Regions from separate parts of the Mus musculus genome. Here all the other regions are linked to region 2. Evidence: chromatin loops called from intact Hi-C (ENCODE). Cell type or tissue: gastrocnemius. All regions are shown on one strand.

Region 1 (5,000 bases), 95 kb before region 2:
TGAGTAGCTGTGACTGTAGCCATGGACCACCATGGCTGGCTCTAAATTAATATGTATTTTCCTAAGAATTAAGTATTTTAGTAATTCCTTAGAAAATTAATTTTGAGGATCCCAATTATTTTCCCGTAGGCTTTAAGTTAGTCTTCCATTGTACTCTAATACTGAGTACTTAGTTATTACTAAAGACAGTATAACTGTTTTTCAAGCTTTTGTTAAAAAACAAAACAAACCAAATACCCAAGCACAGTGCCTGAGAAACTTAGGCAGGAGGACTGCTGTGAGATCTAAGGCTACAGCCTACGTGACTGTTTCAATAAAAATCAAGCCTGGTTCTTTAGTACCTTCTCAATTTTGGTGGCTCACTGTTCACTTAGTTTATTTCTGGTCTATACTATGGCTCATTTTGATTTTTTGTGACAGAGTCTATATGTCCTTTGCTGAACTTTGCTATGTACACCGGGCTGGCTGGCCAAACTCAATTCCTTGCTACTTGCAAGGAGACTGAGACAGCATGCATAACACAGGTTCAAACCACACAAACTGCAAAATTGGGAAGTGGAAGCAGACACAAAGTTCTACTCCTAAGCAAAAAGCTCTCTGCAACTGATACCTGCTGTAAAAGAAAAAAAAAGAAAAAATCCAGTTTTCTTCAATGGACTGTTACTAGGTGTATCAAATACACTCCAAGGCAGGCCCCATGCCCAAGAGTAATTTGGCCAACACAAAATGAACTTATGTCTGGTTTTTTGTGTGTGTCTGTTTTTTTGTGTCTGTTTTTCAAGACATGGTTTCTCTGTGTAGCCCTGGCTGTCCTCAAATTCAGAGGTCCAAGCTGGGCCACCACTGTCTAGCTGGGCTTCATGTTTTTATGTTCTATTTTGATTTTGTTCTGTCATTTTTGACTTATTGGTTTGCTTGGATTTTTCTTTCTCTTTCACTTTTTTTTTTTTTTTTAGAGAAAAAGAACATGAAGCTGTTATGAGTATGAAGATAGGGAGAAGCTAGAAGAGAGACCAAAATTACATGAAAAATAATGGTCTAACCCCACTCTACAGTTTTTGTTTGTTTGTTTTGTATAGCCTTGGCTGGCCTAGAGTCAAGAGATATCCGACTGCCTTTGCTTCCCAAATGCTGGCAATAAAGGCTTGTGCCGCCAACTTCAGTTCACATGGTGCTGGGGATGGAATTCAGTGCTTCATCCATACTAGGCAAGCACTATACTAACTGAGCTATATCCCAAGCAAAAAAATCCCAAATGTATTTTTAACTCTACCAATGAATGTAAGAAAATTTACAGCTGTTATCTGTACCATGTATGTATCTGGTGTCATTGAAAGCTGAAAGAGGATGTTTGAATTCCCAAAGGTGGAGTTTTAAATGGTTGCAAGCTACTACGTGGGTGCTAGGAACTGAATCCTGGGTCCTCTGCAAGAACAGCAAGGTGTGGCAATGGCACACACCTTAAACCTCAGCCCTTGAGAGGCAGAGGCTGGCATCTAGATCTTTTTCATGAGTTTGGCCAGTCTGGTCTACAGAGAGTTCCTGGACAGCTAGGGCTACTTGGAAGAAAGACCATAAGGGTCCAGAAGTTTTGTAGATTTTTTTTTTTAAATGAAATGAGGGTCAGGGCTATAGTCGAGTTGCAGAACACTTTTCTAGGATATGCAATGCCCTGGGTTCGATTCTAGCACATAAAAAAAGGAAGTAAGGGATAGAAGATAGACAAATGGAAGGGTAAGCTGACAAGGGAAAAAGATTCACCTATCTTAACCCCTAAAATAAATACACCGAACAGCTGAGTGTAATGGTGCATGCCTTTAAATCCCAGGATTTGGGTGGTAGGAACAGAAGAACTGCTGCAAGTTCAAGGCTAGCAAAGGCTACATATAGTGAGACCTTATCACAAAACAAACTACAAAACAGACTCTCACACACAGAAAGTACTGTATTTTCTTTTAATCACTTTTATAAAAGAATGGGCAAGACCCTGTTAACTTCCCCAATCAATGGACAACACAAGTTCCTAGGTGTTGTTGGTCTGAGTAGGTACACTATCTGAATGGTAGTTATCCTAAGGACATGGAAAAAGTAAAAAATCTGAGCATGGGCTGGGTTGTAGCTCAGTGTTTGCCCATACACAAAGCTCTCAGTTTAAAAACAAGTACTGAAAATTAAAACAAACTAGAAAGACTGGAAGGCCTGAACAAAGATAAAACATTTAAGATGATGGACGTGTAGCTTGCATGTATATAATCCTGCACTCTGGAGGGTAAGGTATAAGGGCCAACTACTAGTCTGAGGTCTGTATGAATACACATTTGGATACTCTTTAAAAAAAAATGTAAAAAACCACAAGAGATTCATTCAGTTGTAAGACATCCCACATTCCACTTATATAAGATTAATATGCTATTATTTAAGCAGATGTAATACCTAATCAGGTAAATAAAGGAAAATATAAACTGATTATCAACTCCATCTCAAACTACTACTTCCTTAAAGAAAACAAAATGTGACTGAAAAAGTTGAGTCTTCAGTTCACCAAGTTCTGATATTCTGTGTTCCTTGAAGGATTCTAGTTGTTATTTTCCACCATTTTCTCAAGCCTACTTATCTTGGTGTTTTGCAATGCTCGCTTATTCCTCCTGCTGAGAAGTCATATACCCTCAAGAACTCATGTTGGCAGTGTCTCAAAACAAAACCAACAACAACAAAAAAAAAAACCCAAAAAACAACAACAACAACAAAAATCCATCATAGATATTCCCAGCCACCAGGTGGCACTCTCATCAGGCCGTGTTTCTATTCCCAAAGAGCATAAAGATTTCCATTATCTCTAGGTCGGAACTAAACTGATAAGAAAACAAAGGCCATCCTGCTACAATATTAATAAATAATCACACCCCAGTCCCTCATCTTCTATAGCTAGAGATAAAGGTTTCACACAACTACTTAAAGCTATTTTTCAATTCTAGAGGTTAAACAAATGGTTTTACATATGCTAATAAGCAAGAGCTCTACCAACAGCTACAAGACCAGCCCTATTTTTACCTCCCCATCCCCAGCTTTTTGGTTGCTGTGGTTTTGAGATGCCCTGGGATTATAGATGTATGCCACCATAGACTTTCTGCTGAACAAGAACCATGCCTGTGCTTTTACTTGCTAAGAAGCCTCTTTCCTTCCCTCTTATGATCCTTTGCTTAATTAAGAAGAAAGAGATGAGGTCTCAGCTGGCCCTTTAATCCTAGCACAGAGGCAGAGAGGCAGGCCTGATCCACAGAGTGGCTGTTACACAGAGAAACCCTGTCTTGAAAATCTAAAAAGAGATGGGGGAATCTTACTATGTAGCCCAGGCTGGCCTAGAACTCAAGAGATCTATTTGCCTTGATTTTTGAATGCAGGGATTTATGGTGAACACCCCCAAACACTTTAATTTCAATTTCTTTCTCAGTTATTTGAGATGAATTCTCACTACAGTATAGAACTTGTTAACTTGTCAACTAGGTGGGTCTCAAACTCATGGGAATTTCCCCACTTCTCTCTCCCAGGTGTTGTGATTCTTAAGTGTGCATCACCATATCTGCCTCTTTTTAAGAAAGAGTCTATGGCTGGGCGTGGAGGCACACGCCTTTAATCTCAGCACTCAGGAGGCAGAGGCAGGTGGATTTCTGAGTTCGAGGCCAGCCTGGTCTACAGAGTGAGTTCCAGGACAGCCAGAGCTATACAGAGAAACCCTGTCTCGGGAAACAAACAAACAAACAAAACATAACAAAACAAACAGAGAGAAAGAGTCTATGTAAACAGCAGGTCTCTTGTCTTAGCCTCCCCTTAATAGCTAGGATTGCAGGACTGTACCATAAGGCCTATGTAGCTCAAATCTTCTGGATATTGCCAGGCTCAATTTCATATCTGGAAAAACATAATGGAAGCGCCTAAAATATGCCGAAGGTGGAAGACAAAACAAGACAAACAATGGCAGATGATTTTGGTCCCAACAACTCTACAATGAGGAAATACAAATAAAACACAGTGCCAGGCAGGGCAGCAGTGGTGCACACCTTTAATCCCAACACTCGGGAGGCAGAGGCAGGCGGATTTCTGAGTTCGAGGCCAGCCTGGTCTACAGAATGAGTTCTAGCTACATAGAGAAACCCTGTCTCAGAAAAAAACGAAGAAGAAAAACAAACAAAACACACAGAGTGCCACAGAATAGCTATCACATTAAAAGATTCTAAATGTAGAGGAGAAACCCCAATAAACACCCCCAAAATTAATAGATAATAAATTTGATGGAAATAGTAGGTTGGGGATGCAGAATGCTTGTCCTCTTAAAGCCCTGGGTCTGGGTCTAATGTCCAGCACCCACATAAACCCAATATGATACACATGCCTATAATTCCAACGCACTCAAGATGGAGGTAGGAAGATCATAAGTTCAAAAGTCATTTTGGCTACAGAGTGAATTTGAGGCTACAGAATACATGAGACCCTGACACACTCCCTGTTCCTAAGTGAGGACTGGGAAATCAATAGACCTAAATTCACACTATGGTTTAGTTAGAATGTAACCATTTATAACTTAAAAGAGTCAAAACAATACTAATCTTGTCTTTTAAAAAAAGTGGGGGCAAGGCATGGTGGCTCCTCTCTTTAATCTCAGCACTCCGGAGGCAGAAGGAGGCAGTGAGTTCAAGGCCAGCCTGGTCTACATAACAAGTTTAGAATAGCCAGGACTACAGAGAGAGACCATGTCTCAAAACAAAATTGTGGGAAATCCTCTACCTTTTACACCATCTTTTAGAGAAGAAACTGCAAGAGGGCAAGCCAAAGCAGCTCTAAATACAATGGACAGGAATTGAAGCAATGCAGTCACACGCTGACTTGCTGGTCTTCACTGGTGCACAAAGCCATTCAAAGACATTGGCAATTGGTAAATTGGCAATACCTCAGGGATGCTATTCATATAGACTACAGTGAGTATGGTGCCCTCTAAAGTTGGG
Region 2 (5,000 bases):
TCAAAATCTGCATAGAACTGATGACTTTTGTGTACAGAAACAAATCATCACATACACTTAATTAAATAACTACCTTCATCAGAATAAAGATTTTAAGAATCTATGTGATTGTTAATGGTTCCAAGTAGATCACACTTCAAAAATAATGTCAAACCACCTCAAGTTCTGAGGTCACTAACAAATCAAATCAAATATTCTAAAGGTCAAAAGAACTGTACACTTGGTTGGCTAAACCTAGTGGAAATCTAATTCAGGATTCCATGACTAAGGGTCGTTACCAAATAGTTACAATACATTGTTTAAATTTCCAAAGGATGAGCATTTTTACCTCGCAATATTTTTAGAGCAACACATCACACTGCACCTATCACATGACATGATGTAACTGTTAGCAAAGAAAATGGCCCAAGCCATTGATAACATACATCAGGAGAAAACAGATCAATCATACTCAAGAATTACATTTTATATTTACTTTTTGAAGCTAGTAACTTACCTAGAAAAAGAAAAAAATGTACTTTAGCATTTTATAGTTAATATTTACAAGAAGTTATAACAACCAAGTAAGAAGATTGGAAAACTAGAATTAAAAACTTCTCTATCAAAAATGCAACAAAGAAACACATCAAAAGTATCCACTGTCAGAAGAAAAAAAAAAAAAAGTCTCAACTGACAACAGCTGCAGTTAATTGAAAATTTCTAAATTGGTAGGAGAATAAGACAAGAAACCAAGTACAGCCCATAGAAGAGAGGAAAGGGAAACACGCCCACTTTATGCTTTTGTAAATACTGGTACTTCAAATGACCTTAAAAACAAAAACAAAAAAGGGAGGTGGGGTGGGAAATATAAACTGCAGACCAGTCTAAGAAACAGAAATCATTTTAATATAACGATTTTCCTACTTGATTGAAAGTACTTTTGAGAAGAAGTTCTGTAACTATATCATGATTATGCAAGGCAAGGATTATGTAATTTTATCGTTTATTTTAAAATGTTCTCCGAATGTATTAAAAAAAAAAAACCCTAGAGCATTGTGATCTCTCTAATGGGCAGAGGGACACTTACTTGGCTACAGCTTAAAATATTAACATACACCCCCCCAAACAAACAAACAAAACCCCACAATGATTGCTAGCCACGTGACGAAGGATATGGCAACACCAGGATTGTGAATGGAGGGGAGGAAAGCTAGGTTGGAGGACTAGCGAGATTTCTCTTAACTTTGGGGACTGCAGGATTCGGGTTTCTCAATCTTTAAGGTACCAAATTCTAACCCCTAAGAGTTGTACAGCTAACACCCTCAAGTGCGGTTTTATTAATAGGTCACGGAAAATGCTCCAGTGACCTCCAGGATAAAGGAGGAAAAAACAGGCGGAGGAAAGAGCAATTTAAAGTGGCGCCATCATGTCACCCCTTTTCCCCTAAGGCAATCAATAAGCAATAGTTAAGTAACGAGTTTCTCTAAAAATCCACATTGGGATTCCAACATTGGAAAACAAAAGGATTTCTAGGTAAAACATGGGAGTAAGATTGTTTACAATACGGAAAACAATTATAAACTATTTGCTGAGAATCAAAGGCCGTCAGTCCGAAAACAGGCCCCCCCAAAAGCAGTAAGATTCCAACTCACTTAAAAGCAAATAAATGCCTCTTCCTCTTTAGTTGAAAAAAAGGGCTGCCTGAGACTAGATCCGAAAACGCAAATGACCTCAATATTTAAGCAACAAAAAATGTTAACAATCAGAGTTGTGATACAAACCGTGAGACAGACATGCAAGATGTGTTTGAGCAAAGAAAGACCTTTTGCAGTCAAGAGAAGTTCAAGGCGAGAGCAAGAGTTTGTTTTTGGTCTTTTTGTTTTTGCTTTTTTTTTTTTTTTTTTTCGGAAATAAACCAGGTTCTCCAGGCCGCCTTTTTAAATAGAACGCCAAAGGAAAGCCCAGCGAACGAGGCGGCAGCTGGTGGGGAAGGGCCCCCGCACACCCCCGCCCTTGGGGCGACTCCCAGCCCGGACCCGCAGCGGGGAAGCCCGGAGAGGCCATTTAAAGTTCCGGGGATTTTTCTTCCCCTGCCCAGCCTTTCTAGTTACAACTAACAAAGAGAGGGAGAAATGGGAACCACAGGGAGAGCGAGGAGAAGGAGAAAGGGCAGCGGGAGGAGGAGGAAAGGAGCAGCAGCAGCACCTACCACGTGATGGAGGAGCGTAGCCCGGGCGGATTCGGCCCCACAAAATGGGCGCAGTTTGCAAACAGCCCCCCGGCCTGGGCGCCGAGGACCAGCGGGCGGGGGCGCGCGGCTGCTGCTCCGGCCCGGCCCGCCGCTCTCCTCCCCCCCGGCGCCCGGAGCCGCCCTGACTTTCCGGGCGGGGGGGCGAGGCGGAGGGGGAGGGGAAGGCGGCGGCGGCGGGGAGCGGCTGCTTTTTCTTCTCTTTCGGGCCCTTTCTCCGGCCTTCCTCCGTTCCGACCCGGCCTGGGCACGGCGGGGACCGCAGCCCCGGGCGGGCGGGGGCAGAGGGTAAAGCTGCCCCCCCCGCCCCGCACAAACAAGCGCCGCCGTCTGCAGCCCGCGCCCGCACCCCGGCCGCCACCCCGGGAGCTTCTTCCCGGCCGGGGAGCGCACTTCGGCCGCCCCCCAAGCCGCCGCGGCGAGACGAGTCGGCTTCGCTACGGCGCTTGGTTCTCCCGCCGGCTCAGCGAGCGGTGGCGGTGGCGGCGGCGGCACTGGGAAAATGGCGGCCGAGCTCCTTTTCCCTCCCCCCCTTTAATCTGAAGCGGAGGGAGAATGGAGCGAGCAAGCGAGCGGGCGAGTGCCGGGGACACGGGGAGGAGGGACAGCAGCGCCTCCGCCGGCTGCGGCTGCGGCGGGCCGCTCCGCCCCGGCGCGCCGCCAGGGGGCGCCCGCCTCGCCGCCCCCGCGGGCTGCCAGGAGGCGCGGCCGCCGCCGCCTCAGTCATGGCTCCTAGCCGCGGCCGCTGCTTCTGCGCCTCTGTTTGCGGAAACCGGTGCCTGGTGCCTGATACGTGCGGCAGCGACACGCGGCACTGCGGCAAGCGACGCGGGGCCCTCGCTTCGATCGAGGTGAGGCTAACCTGAGGCGCTGATGCCGTCACATTCCCTCGGCTCTGTGGCTGGCGGTGCTGCGCGCCGGTTTGAGGGGAGGGCGGACTGACACAGCAGAGCTAGAGGACGTGAGCGAAGAACTGTGTGTGCAGTGAATGAAGAAGCTGCTGCGGCCACACTACCCCAGGGCCAACCGTGCTCTGAGACGGGCAGGAAGCTCCCTGACCAGTGACGCGGTCCCTGCCACCCGCCCTTTGTCCTACACCCTGCTCTGTACACTGCAGCACACGGCTGGCTGCTAGCCCTAGCGCCACGCTCTGCAGCCGCCAAACCAAAAAATAAGCGGACGCCATTGCGCAGGCGCGAGCTAGGACCGACTCGGGGCTAGCCCGGGCAGGGGCAGCTGGGAGCTAGAGGGGAAATGATGGCCCACCAGCGCCGGGCCCGCTGGGAACTGTAGTTTTCGTTAAGCCCGCGTGTTGTTTTAGGCTTCTTGATTTGTCAGATCCGCCAAAATAGGCAAAAACGCATTCATTACACAGTAATTTTTTTGTTTCCTGCTACTACCAAATTAAAGTTCACAGACCCGCTAAAAGTTTAACAATGAACAACAAAAGCAAACCTGTCATGTTCTTACCAGCGTTGACTTAAAAGTAGTGGCACCTAATTACTCTTGACTCTAGTTTGTCAGCACGATATCGGTTCCTTCCTCCCAAATAAGGTTTAATATCAGAGAACATTTTCTGGACTTAGAAAACTTAATATAACGCAAAGTGACACATTACACAGTACAAATCCACCACCCTTTAAAGCTAACCATGTCCAAAGATTATTAGGACTCACCAAAATCAAATAGCATAAAACTTGTTCCAACAACTAAATCACCAAGCTCAGCAGATGAGAAGAGTAGAGTCTACCAAAAGGAAGATGTAAAATGCTCAATACTTTGTGTGGTTTACCAAACCAGTATCCGGTGTTATGTGTCACTTCAGCTCCTCAAAAAAAAAAAACTATTGTTATAGACCAGTTTTCATTAGCCCACAAAGTCTCTAACTCAACAAGTTTCTGCAGTATCTGCATCTATATTTCTCTTGAATTTCCATCTGCATTTTTAAAATTACACTCTCAAACATGATCTTGGTTTTCAAATATCAAAGGCAGGAGACAACATAGAGTCAATACACAGGGATAAACTGATAGATGTATACATATTTACATATGCATCCAAAAAAGATCAATAGTTTGGGCTTTTTAACTTATAATACAGGTAAGATTGTGTGTTTGCATGTGTGTGTATGTATGTGTGTGTGTGTGCGCGAGAGAGAGAGCATATATATTCACATAAACAGTAATGCCACAGAGGATGTTTATACATAATTACAGGACCAACAGATGGTGACCTAGAGCCCTAATCTGAAGATAACAAAATCTAAATTAGCTGAATGAAAATAAGGCAAAGCTTTCTACAATATTCTTAAATTTAATTTCTTAAATATTAGTGAAAGAAACTCTTTATAACAATGTTATTAACTATCCAAACTCTTAAAATCTTGACTATCTACACAGTCATGGTGCTGCATGCCATTTATAATTTCAGCACTAGGAAAAGAGATGCAGGAGAACTCTGTGAGTTCAAGGCCAGCCTGTTCTACATACTGAGTTCTGTGACAGCTGGGTATAGACACTCAGGCAGATTTCTGAGTTCGAGGCCAGCCTGGTCTACAGAGTGAGTTCCAGGACAGCCAGAGCTACACAGAGAAACCCTGTCTCAAAAAACAAAAACAAAACAAACAAACAAACAAAAAAACCACAACAGAAACTTCACTACCTAACTCAAGCATATTGACACATGCATTCAATTCCAGCATTTCAGTGGGGGTGGGGAAAGCATGAAAATCCAGAGTTCCTGAATCTCAGTATAACCAGTCCAATAATAAAAA
Region 3 (5,000 bases), 62 kb before region 2:
GCTTTATCTAAAACTATGTACCAGTCCAGTCATGCAGCTCAACCACAACTATTTGTTTTATTAATGTCTGTATGTCACTTGTGTACGTAATCTCAGAGGAAGTTGTGAAGTACAACATGAATGCTAGAAATGAATTAAGCTCCTAAAGATGAGCAGAAAGCACTCTTAACCACTGAGCCATTTCTCCAGTCTGCATCTTGAGCTTTGAGATGTTTGCATGAGACTTAAGAGAGATAATTTTGCTGGGTCGGGTGCTTGCTCCCAAGTCTGTTGTCCTAAGTTGGTTCTCTAGAGTCCCCAATCACAAACTATTACAAAACATGTTTTGCAAGAATGTAAGCACCATGAAAGTAGAATTTTTCTTCTCTAGTATATCCCACCAAAGACCACTGTATGTACATAGTAAGCATATAGCAGTTTAAGGGTTTGCTCCCTATGCAAAATTTTCCACACGTCAAAATAAAAAAGAACAAGACCCTTTTCAAAAATGTCTTTTCAAAAAAGAAAAACTGCTCAATGTCACTGTCAAGGTAATTATCAGTCCTCTCAAACAGAACACAAGAAAATAACATTTCTATCATCTATGTTGTGTCTTAGTTTCTGATAATCTTTTAATTTAAAAATTTCTTCAAGAAAAAGCTTATTAATAGAAAATATCTGATGAAATAAGCAAAGTGAAAAAGTAGTAGATATGCCTTTCCCAAATTAAAATAAACAATACAGTCTGTTAATATACTGCTTCTTTTTCTCATTTTGGCCAGATACCATTTTTTCTAAGCATGTCAGCTGGGGGTTATATTCTACTGTTTCCTGACCTACACTAGTACCATTAGACTCTTACATTAAACTGTTATACTGAACCATTAAACCATTTATCCTGACATAGTTAAAGAGTTATTGAAAGAATGGGAAGAGATGGAAGGGGATTAATGGAAGCATTCAGACTGGTTAGAATATACCAAAAATGTACTCCTTACCTTATTAGCACGTATCTGTTTGTAAATATCTGTTTGCTGACGAATTCGATATTCCAAGTCAGAAACATGGGCCTGAAGCCAGTTCCAGCGGCTGACAATAGCTGCTCGGTCTGCAGCCCATCTCCATTCAGACCTACGTTTCCTACAAAGAAATAAACTGAGTGAAATCCAAGAGCAATGCTAACATCTATACCACATGGGGAGGAGGATAGTGTGGGGTAGGTTCTTATACAGACGGACTATCATGTAAAGACACACACAAAAGACAAAGTACACAATCCATAGAAGACATGGGGTTAAGTCACTTTGGACAATTTCCTTCCAAAGTTGCCTAACTAGAGGTGCTAACTGTACCTGACACTGTGACAATGTTCTTCTGAAATTGTGTTAGATTCTCAGGAGATAAAAGGTATTTTCTGTGTGTGTGTGTGTCCCTGCCATCCAACCACCCATCCTTTTAGTCTTATCTATTTTGAGGGAGGGCCTCATTATGTGACTCTGGCTGTTCTGGAACTCAGGAGATCCACCTGCCTCTGATTCTCTACTGCTGGGATTAGAGGCATATATCAACATGGCTTGATCAACTATATATTTTTTGAATCCTTGAAGAATTAAGAATGACCGCAAGAATGGAAGTTCAGCAGTTTTTGAATAAAGATCAAAATAGAAAACTTTACAGCAGAGTAGGAACCTTCATTTTCTTAACATGTATCATAACACAATTTTACAGATAAAAATCAGAAAGCAATAAATAATCTATATAGATTATAGAATATACTTTTTAGTACTGTGATTCTCAGATACAGCTACAAATATTTGTTTCTAAACTCAATTAAATTTGGGTTATTGCTGTTATTGCTGCTGCTGTGGTTTAGCCTATCTCCTGTGTATCTCAGGCTGACCTTAAATTTGCTGTATAGATATATAGTTAATGATGTCCTTGAATTTCTCATCATCCAGCCTCCATTTTCCCAATGAAAATGATAGATGTGTGCTACATTGTCTACCTACTTCTTTTTTGGGGGGAGGGGAAAGGGGTAGGGATTTAAATTTTATTATTTTATGTGTATGGGTGTTTGCCTGCACGTATGTCTACACATAGTGTGCATGCCTGGTGCTCTTGGAGGCCAGCAGAGGGAGTTGGATCCCTACCATGTGGGTGTTAGGAATCAAAACCAGGTCCTTTTAAGAGTAGCCTGGGCTCTTTTTTTTTTCCCCCTGTATCTGGATGTAATTTGTCTCAAAACTGCAGCCTGGGCTCTTAATTACTGTGTCACCTCTACAGAACCTCTCAACTTGTTTTAATTGGAAGCTGAGAATAGAAATTCAGAAAAATATAATATAAACTTGAATAACCAGATATCAAGACATATATAAAGTGGTAATAATTAAAGTAGTATAAGATAAACAGAAGACCAACAGAACATGATAAAGACTCAAAATTTATAACTGGATACATGAATTGTCAGTTCTTTATATGGACAAAATTAAAATTACTTCTTTTTTTGTTATGTCTCACTGGCATTACTCTGGCTTTTCAATTTGCTTTAACCTTACAGCTAATACGAGTATGTGAGACCTAGACCAGGGAAGAAATTTCAAATAAAACACAAAAACACAATTAAAATTTCAGTAAACAAATGATCTAATGAACAAAGTTAAAAAAACAAACACTTGTTAGTAGAGAATGTCTGAATCAAGATTCAGTATCAGGCTCACAACTGTAACCCAGCTCCTGTGAAGCTGAGAGTTAGAAGGATTACCCCAAGACTGAGGGCTGTCTAGCCTACAGAGTGAGCGTCTGTCTTTTAATACACAACAATTCTTTTAAAGAAGGATGAAATATCAGAACATAACAGATATTGTTCAAGATTACCATAATAGAAATATTAAATTCAGTAAGAAAAACTCAAATATACAAACACATTAATTAAGTCTTTCAAACAGAGTGGAAACAGTACCATAAAAGGAAGAGTTAGTAGGAAAAACAGAACCCATATCTCATATTGCTGGTAACTGTAAAAAACTGGTAGAATCATTTTTACAGAGCAGTTTGACTAGGTTTAAAAGAAAAAAAGTTCATGCCCAATCACAAAAAAATTATGCTTCTGAGAATGTACTTTTATGGGTGCACAAGGAGAATAGAATATATATCATTATATAATCTAATTCTGCTAAAGAAGGCAAATAAATTATAGTTTATTCCTTAAGATATTCCTATAGTAATGAAAATCAAGGTAACTGAGATCTCTGTATCAATATGACTACATCTCAGAAGACAATGCTAAGAGGAAAATTCACACAAAGTAAAAATTAAGTGTAAACAATAGTGCAGGTACACACACAGTGTTAACAGGAAAACATGAAATTTAAAAAAGAAAAGAAACAAACAACACCCCCACAAGAGGACTGTTACTATGACTGGTCAATAAGAATGTATAAAGATATGCTTGGAGCTAACTGACATGCAGTTTCAGAGCTGGTGGATTAAAAATCTAGAGTCTCTGACAATGACCCTGAATTTAGCTTATAAAATAAACCTGTAAGTATCTCAGGATACTATCCCGGAAGAGCAATCACTTGAAACTGCCCAAAGAAAGATAAAGTTAGACGATTTAATTTTTTTGGTTACTGTCAAGTGGGTTAGAGGGAAAAAAAGCAAAAGTTTTAAAATCTGCTTGAGAAGAAAAACACATTTAATATAGCCAACTAAATGCCAGTTCTGGTTTACTAATAGTAATAGGTTTCTTTTTAGTTACCTGACCTTCCATTTTAATTGTTCTCAGATTTAGCAGACTATTACTACATACCTAGAACTAAGGATATTTTCCCCATCCAATACATAATATGAGGAAAAAATTTCATAAAACAAACTATAATCATTCTAAAACCATGCTAAATAGTAGCTGTTCTCTTTTTGAAAATTTAAGATTCAACTCAATGTTTCACTAGTGTGTTAAATAAAAAAGAGATTACTTTTTGCTTTTAGTTCTTACTCTGAGGTTCCTTAAGTATGGTGAAATCATCTTGAATGGTACTCTCAGTAGTAAAAATATTTTGTTAGAAGGAACAATAACCAGAATCATCTCTATTGATGTAAGAATCAGGGTCCTTCTGTTGTACGTATATATAATGGATCCTGAAAGGTATTCATATAATCTTCCCTACTGTACCACAGGAGAAAACAGCTCAAATCACTTGACTCAGTGATGACCACCATTAGTTTTGCTAAAATTCAAGTGCCAAATTAGCAGGATCATAGATCTCAAGACAGCCTAGGCTGCCTAATACAAGGCAAGACATCTTACAACACATACTTTTTACCCCCTGAGACAATGTGCAGCCTTGGTTGTCTTGAAATATGCTACGTAGATCAAAGCTAGCCTCCAACTAACAAAAGATTGGCTTGCCTCTGTTGTTGGGGCAACACGAACACTTTAAAACAGGAAGTGCTGAGTGATTTGATTTCTGCTCAGAAAATGAGAATTTGCTGTATTACCCATTTCACTCAATTCATTAGTAGGCAATAAATTCAAAATGAATACTGTATCAAAGCTATGCACTTTTATACACGCCATCTTCCGTGTTTACTAGTACTGCCCAAACCAGCAGAGCAATACACAACAGCAGATTCTTTTATCTGAGATAATCTACAGCAAAAGTTACTACTGTATCTAAACCTAACAAAACCCAGATTCTGAACAACACTGCAAATACCTGGCCCTCCTGTTGTTTTTACGTCTTCTAGTTTTATTCAGGATGGAAAATTTAGTAAATCCATAAAGAATGAGCTGGATAGGGGCTGGGGAGTTGCCTCAGTGGTAAAGAGTATACCTGTTTCAATTCGCAGCACTCACATGGAGACATGGAGGGCTTACTATCTCCACAGGCATCAGGCTTGTATGTGGTACACAGAGACACAAGCAGGAAAATACTCATAAACATAAAATAATAAAAATAAAGACAAACAAAAAGAACAGATCTATATTATATTTCTCTTCTTTGAGCTGGGGGGAAAAACAC
Region 4 (5,000 bases), 210 kb before region 2:
AGGCTCATCCGAAAGGGTTCAAGAGCCAAGATTTCACCCACCAACCTCCGCGGGTGTGTGCTCCCTTTTATGTCCGGGAGGCCCTATTTATCCTCTAGTGTTCAAGAAATTGTAATCCCAAGTCTTTTTTTCCGGCTGGTTAGCATTGGGTGTATGACAGGGTCAGAGACAAACTAACCAGGCCATTTTCGGCTCAGTCCCCGGGCTCCACAAGACTGCCCAAAATTTTCACGGATCCTACGCCACCCATTCAACTGTCAGGTCTCATAGCAGAAAAAGAAGTATGAAGCCATGGTAGGTTAATTCGGTGGTTACAATTCTGAGATGTCATCTGGGGTTCAATGATACTGCTTGTGTTTGCCACATAAGAATTGCTTGCCCACTCGCCATTTGCAAAGCTTCTCTAAACAAATGGCTGTCCAGATAATTTGTGTGCCCATTCCTCCCCCAGCTGCCAGGCCGGGTGTAATGACTGCTGATCTGTTCTGGACAGTTTGCCTCACCAGCAGATGTGTATGATATAGTACCCTAGCTTGGCTTTGCGGTTCACCTTCGGATGGTTTGAATATTTCTTAGCTTGGCTGGGTGGTTTGTTTGTTTTTTTTAAAGATGAATGACAGCCCACGGTGTGCCTCTTTGCCCTCTGCACAGACCCTGTCTGTCTACACAATTGTGTGTTGGTGGAAGGGTGTGGCTTTTAAGTGGCTTCTAGTGTCAGGCTCCGTTCCCCAGAGAGGAACAAAGGAAGCAGAGAGAGTGCCCAGGAATTGCAAGAAGAAAACTTGGTTGGATTGAGTTAAGGTCAGGCTTGCTCGTTGAGAACATGAGCCCTTGTACAGAGCAAGCTCTCTGGCCCACTCGTCCTTGGAGGGCTGGGTCAGCCTGGGGATGCGATGGGGCTGGAGTGGAATTTCTGCAGACTGACTTCTCCTCCCCTTTAAACATCAACGTGTGCAGTTCATTTGTTGGAAATGTTAAGGACTTGTGTTGCATTCCGTCTCCCCTGAGCATACTGTATATGGCTCTTGTGAGTTCCTGGCTACGTGTATGAACATACATTGCTTTTTTTTTTTCAGTTGAATATATGAACCTTTCCCACTATGCCTTTTCTTATATTTATTTAGTTAAGTTCTTCCTTGGTCCCCTCTTGAAAATGAATCACTTCAAAAGAATGTTTTTAGATATCTAATATAGGGGCTAGATATAGAGTGGGTGTCTGGCCCACCATTGTTTGACAGATCCGTGGGTAAAATGGAGAGATACAGGTCAGGAGGGCATCCAAGAGAACATAGAGAGGGGCAAATATTCAAGCTCACAGCATCCGGGAAGCTCGGGGACAAATCCAGTCTATTTTGTCTATGTGTCCAGTTGGTGCCCACACCGCTGTCTGTGATCTGCTGGACACCTTTGCTCTGCCTGGGGCCCCATAATGTGCACAGGTGGCTCTCCTGCCCCTTGTTGTTGAAGGGGAATTAAGAGCCTAGAGGGGGCTACCTGTGGGGGTGGCCATGTTCCGGCTGCAGGTGACTAGGATGGAGATGGGGAGCCTCACTCTCTCATCAGCCACTGTAGTGACACTCATTGGATTCCTCTGCAAGCAGGAGTTAGGGGTACCTGGCCAAGTGAGAAGGAGAAAAGTCCCTGGCTCCTAAGCAGGGCCTCATAAGGCTCCTGAGACTTGGGTCTTTTCCTGGAAAACCAAGGTCCTCATTGGGGTTGCTGAAGTATCTGGAAAGTGGGGTGTGTTGGGGGCATCTTGTGGGTAGAGGCGGGAAATGCTGCTAAACATTATAGGACAGCTGCCAAATGTCACTCACTGGCTCTGGCATAGAGAAGCCCTGCTGTAGAAACAGTGTTTTGCTGGCACTGTTATCTCAATTGTATATAGTGCCTGTCTTCTAGGAGTGCTGCATGCTGCTGGAGATGATCTCATATAGTTCTCACTGTGACCCTCTGACACATAGGGAAGCCGAAGCCCAGAGAGGTTTCATAACCAACTAAGGATGCACAGCAAAGAACACACAGCTAAGCCCCAGGAGATTTAATGGAACTTTGTGGGCTAGCCTGGGAAGCTAATCGGGCTTTCCAACCACCCAGTTCTTTTGTAAGAGTCTGATTGGCTCACAGGCTGGAATAAGATACGGAAGTGTGGATTTGAGTCCTTGGTGTCTGCTTTGGACATCTGGGACAAAGGATTTCCCTCCACCTTGGTACTCTGCTTATCAAACAGAGAGCAAGTCTTTCCCGGAAACCTTAACCCGACCTGACTGAGCGATTCTCCACTCATCTGTTTCGTGAAGGGCCAGCCAGGTTTGACTGGCTTAAACATAACTGTTAATTAAGATAGGGGCATCAAGGGCAGGGAAAATGGCTGTCCCCTCGCATGAGGGCCTTCCTGAGTTCAGATCTCTAGCGCTTACATAAAAGCTGAGTCCTGCTGTATGCATTTATTAAACCATTGCTGGGCAGGGGGTGAAAACAGGTGAGTCCCTGAAACTCACTATCCAGAAAGCTTAGCCAAATTCACAACCTCTGGGTCTCTGAAAAGCAGGGGGGGGGGGAGGCACAGAGGGGGAGGGGGGAGAGTGAGTGAGAGAGGGAGGAAGATATCAGTTGGATAATTGGATTCAGCTGTGGCCAGGGTGAAATCACTGAGGTTTGGGGGGTGTCAGATTCCTGTCTTAGATTCTGTCCCTCCCATAGCTTGAACATTGGCACCCATGGCTGAGGCCCAGCCCTGAAACTGTGGATATATGTGGAGCTGTGAGCACAAGAAGCTCTCGTTGCAAGCATCCCAAGTCTCCGTGGGCATCGTGGGCCCTGCAGGCTATGCTTGCTGCCTGGCCAGACTCCAAAGTACATTTGCATTATTTCTCTGTGCCACAGTGCCACTGAGACCGCTTCAGCCATGGGCTCACTGCTGCTGACCGTGAGAGGTGAGGCAGCCGAGGTGAGCAGGCCCCTCCTAGCCCGCCAGTGCCAGCAATGGAACACATACTGTCACACTTGCTTCACTACTGTCACCTTGCCAAAGCAGTTGCTGGCAAATAATTCCTTCCCCGCCTCCACTTGCTAGACTTCTGCCTGTAGGGCTCCCAGGGAACATGGGGGGCAGTGTTGAGGTTACCCCCAGCTAGCTGTGGCATTCTAGATTGTTCTCTAGGCATGTGGATAGAATGGGCATCTGCAAAATGAAACCTCAAGGGACTTCCAGGCGGGTATCTTAACCTTTCCTCTTCGCTCATGTGCCAGCAGGCTCTTCACTGAGCCCAATCAGCTTCTCAATAGAAAATCGCAGGAAGTGTATCTCTTACCTGAGCAATTCAGAGAAGTGTTGTAAGCGCCTGGAGAGCAGGTGCCCAGCACAGAGGGCATTTAGAGGTCATTTGGTTTAGAACCCTTGGATGCCAGTGCCAGCTTCCCAACAATCCAACCTATGGTGGAGCTTAGCTACTTAGTAACTGGCTTTTTTTATTTTTAATATATTCATATGTGGCCTGGGGTATTATAGGGCCTGTCCAGAAGATTGCCTAGGAGTTTAAATGAGGAAATGTGATGCTTGCCATGGCCTGGCATGTGACTAAATGGCATTCTTAACCATCTGTATCCTGGGCCACTGGTGTTGGAAAACATGCAGCAGATAAATCGCACCAAGAAAGAACCAAGCCCAGATCCTCTTTCGGAACCAGGCATTGTTGTTTGGGCGGAAGTGGATCTCCAAGATCACACACACCCATGTTTAAGTGTACACACAGAACTCTTGTGTACAGGGACTTATCTGCTGTCCTGCTTCTGTCTGCTTCCTTCCTGAATCCTGCTCCATGCCAGGATTAGACTGCAAACTCCCCACACCAGCCTTCCCTATACACCCACTGGCGCTCTCTCCCTCTGCCCCCCCCTCCCTCCCTCCCTCATGGAAAGGGTGACCTGGCTCAGTGTGTTAGGCCCGAGGTCTCCTGGTTTACTCATTGAAGCAAAGTGACTACTGGTGACTGAGAGCGTAATGACAGTATCAAAAGGCAGTGCGGGGGGGGGGGGGGGGGTGAGATTGCAAACGAAGTGGCTCCCCTCCTACAGAAGTCAGTAGCCCGGTGAGTGGCCTTCATGGCTGACAGTGTCAAGAGAGACAAATGTTAAGTAATCCATAGTCCTGAGAAATGAAGCCTGGGAATTCCAGGCACCCAATAAACCGAGTAGAGTGTGAGCCAATAGAACAAGCCACAGAAGCCTCCTCAATGTGGAATCAAGGCCAAGGGCGTAATAGAGCAGTTTTGGATCATTTTTAGGAATCATTTTTCCGCTTCATTTAATTATTTATTTGTGTGTGCGTGTGTGCATGTGTGCATAGATGAGTATGTAAGGGTGCCCTCAGAGGTCAAAACAGCATCAGGTCTGACCTCCTGGAGCTGGAGTTACAGGTGGTTATAAGCCATGGATGTGAGGACCAAACCTGAGTCTTCTACAAGAGCAATACATGGTCTTAACCACTTACCATCTCTCTATCCCCTTGAACCTTTAAAATACAGTGTGTGTGTGTGTGTGTGTGTGTGTGTGTGTGTGTGTGTGTGTGTGTTGTGTGTTTATTTACTGTTGTATTAATTATCTAATCTCACTCAGGGGTTTCTACCTGTATTAGTCAGGGTTCTCTAGAGTCACAGAACTTATGGATAATTTCTAAATAGTAAAGGAATTTATTGATGACTTACAGTTGGCAGCCCAATTCCCAACAATGGTTCAGTCGCAGCTGTGAATGGAAGTCCAAGGATCTAGCAGTTACTCAGTCTCACGCAGCAAGCAGGCGAAGGAGCAAGAGCAAGAGCTAGACTCCCTTCTTCCAATGTCCTTATATTGTCTCCAGCAGAAGGTGGAGCCCAGATTAAAGGTGTGTTCCACCACACCTTTAATCCCAGATGAAAGGCGTAGCCCAGATTAAAGGTGTGTTCCTTAAACTCGGAGATTCAATCTTCTGGAATCCATAGCCACTATGGCTCAAGATCTCC

What was found. A loop is a pair of places that touch in the nucleus more often than their neighbours do. Peaks named below come from ENCODE experiments on the same cell type or tissue, not always from the same donor. Only the 100,000 strongest peaks of a DNase experiment are listed, where the experiment ranks them.
Region 1: it touches region 2 in a loop (5-fold over the local background); 17 of 42 quality-filtered maps call a loop at or near these places.
Region 3: a loop joins it to region 2, with 2.7 times the contacts of the local background. A loop is called at or near these places in 9 of 42 quality-filtered maps.
Region 4: a loop joins it to region 2, with 4 times the contacts of the local background. A loop is called at or near these places in 7 of 42 quality-filtered maps.

What each region holds. Positions count from the first base shown.
Region 1 is chr11:104,344,363-104,349,362 of GRCm38, forward strand. All of the region lies in intron 7 of Kansl1 (KAT8 regulatory NSL complex subunit 1), which reads right to left. Among named protein-coding and RNA genes, the nearest start is that of Kansl1, 95 kb to the right of the region's middle. In gastrocnemius, a CTCF peak has its summit at 2,764 (motif pointing right); a DNase peak (open chromatin) is centred at 2,776.
Region 2 is chr11:104,439,537-104,444,536 of GRCm38, forward strand. Kansl1 (KAT8 regulatory NSL complex subunit 1) reads right to left here and starts at 2,784. Exons shown (of 15, transcript NM_001372459.1): 1 at 2,189-2,784. In gastrocnemius, a CTCF peak has its summit at 2,828; DNase peaks (open chromatin) are centred at 2,033, 2,224, 2,849 and 3,411; H3K4me3 peaks cover 4,195 bases; H3K27ac peaks cover 4,455 bases.
Region 3 is chr11:104,377,708-104,382,707 of GRCm38, forward strand. It overlaps Kansl1 (KAT8 regulatory NSL complex subunit 1), which reads right to left. Exons shown (of 15, transcript NM_001372459.1): 3 at 978-1,119. Among named protein-coding and RNA genes, the nearest start is that of Kansl1, 62 kb to the right of the region's middle. In gastrocnemius, a CTCF peak has its summit at 2,109 (motif pointing right); no DNase peak of the experiment used is centred here.
Region 4 is chr11:104,234,383-104,239,382 of GRCm38, forward strand. The region is part of intron 1 of Mapt (microtubule-associated protein tau); the gene reads left to right. Among named protein-coding and RNA genes, the nearest start is that of Mapt, 5.4 kb to the left of the region's middle. In gastrocnemius, a CTCF peak has its summit at 3,105; a DNase peak (open chromatin) is centred at 3,017; H3K4me3 peaks cover 820 bases; H3K27ac peaks cover 4,228 bases.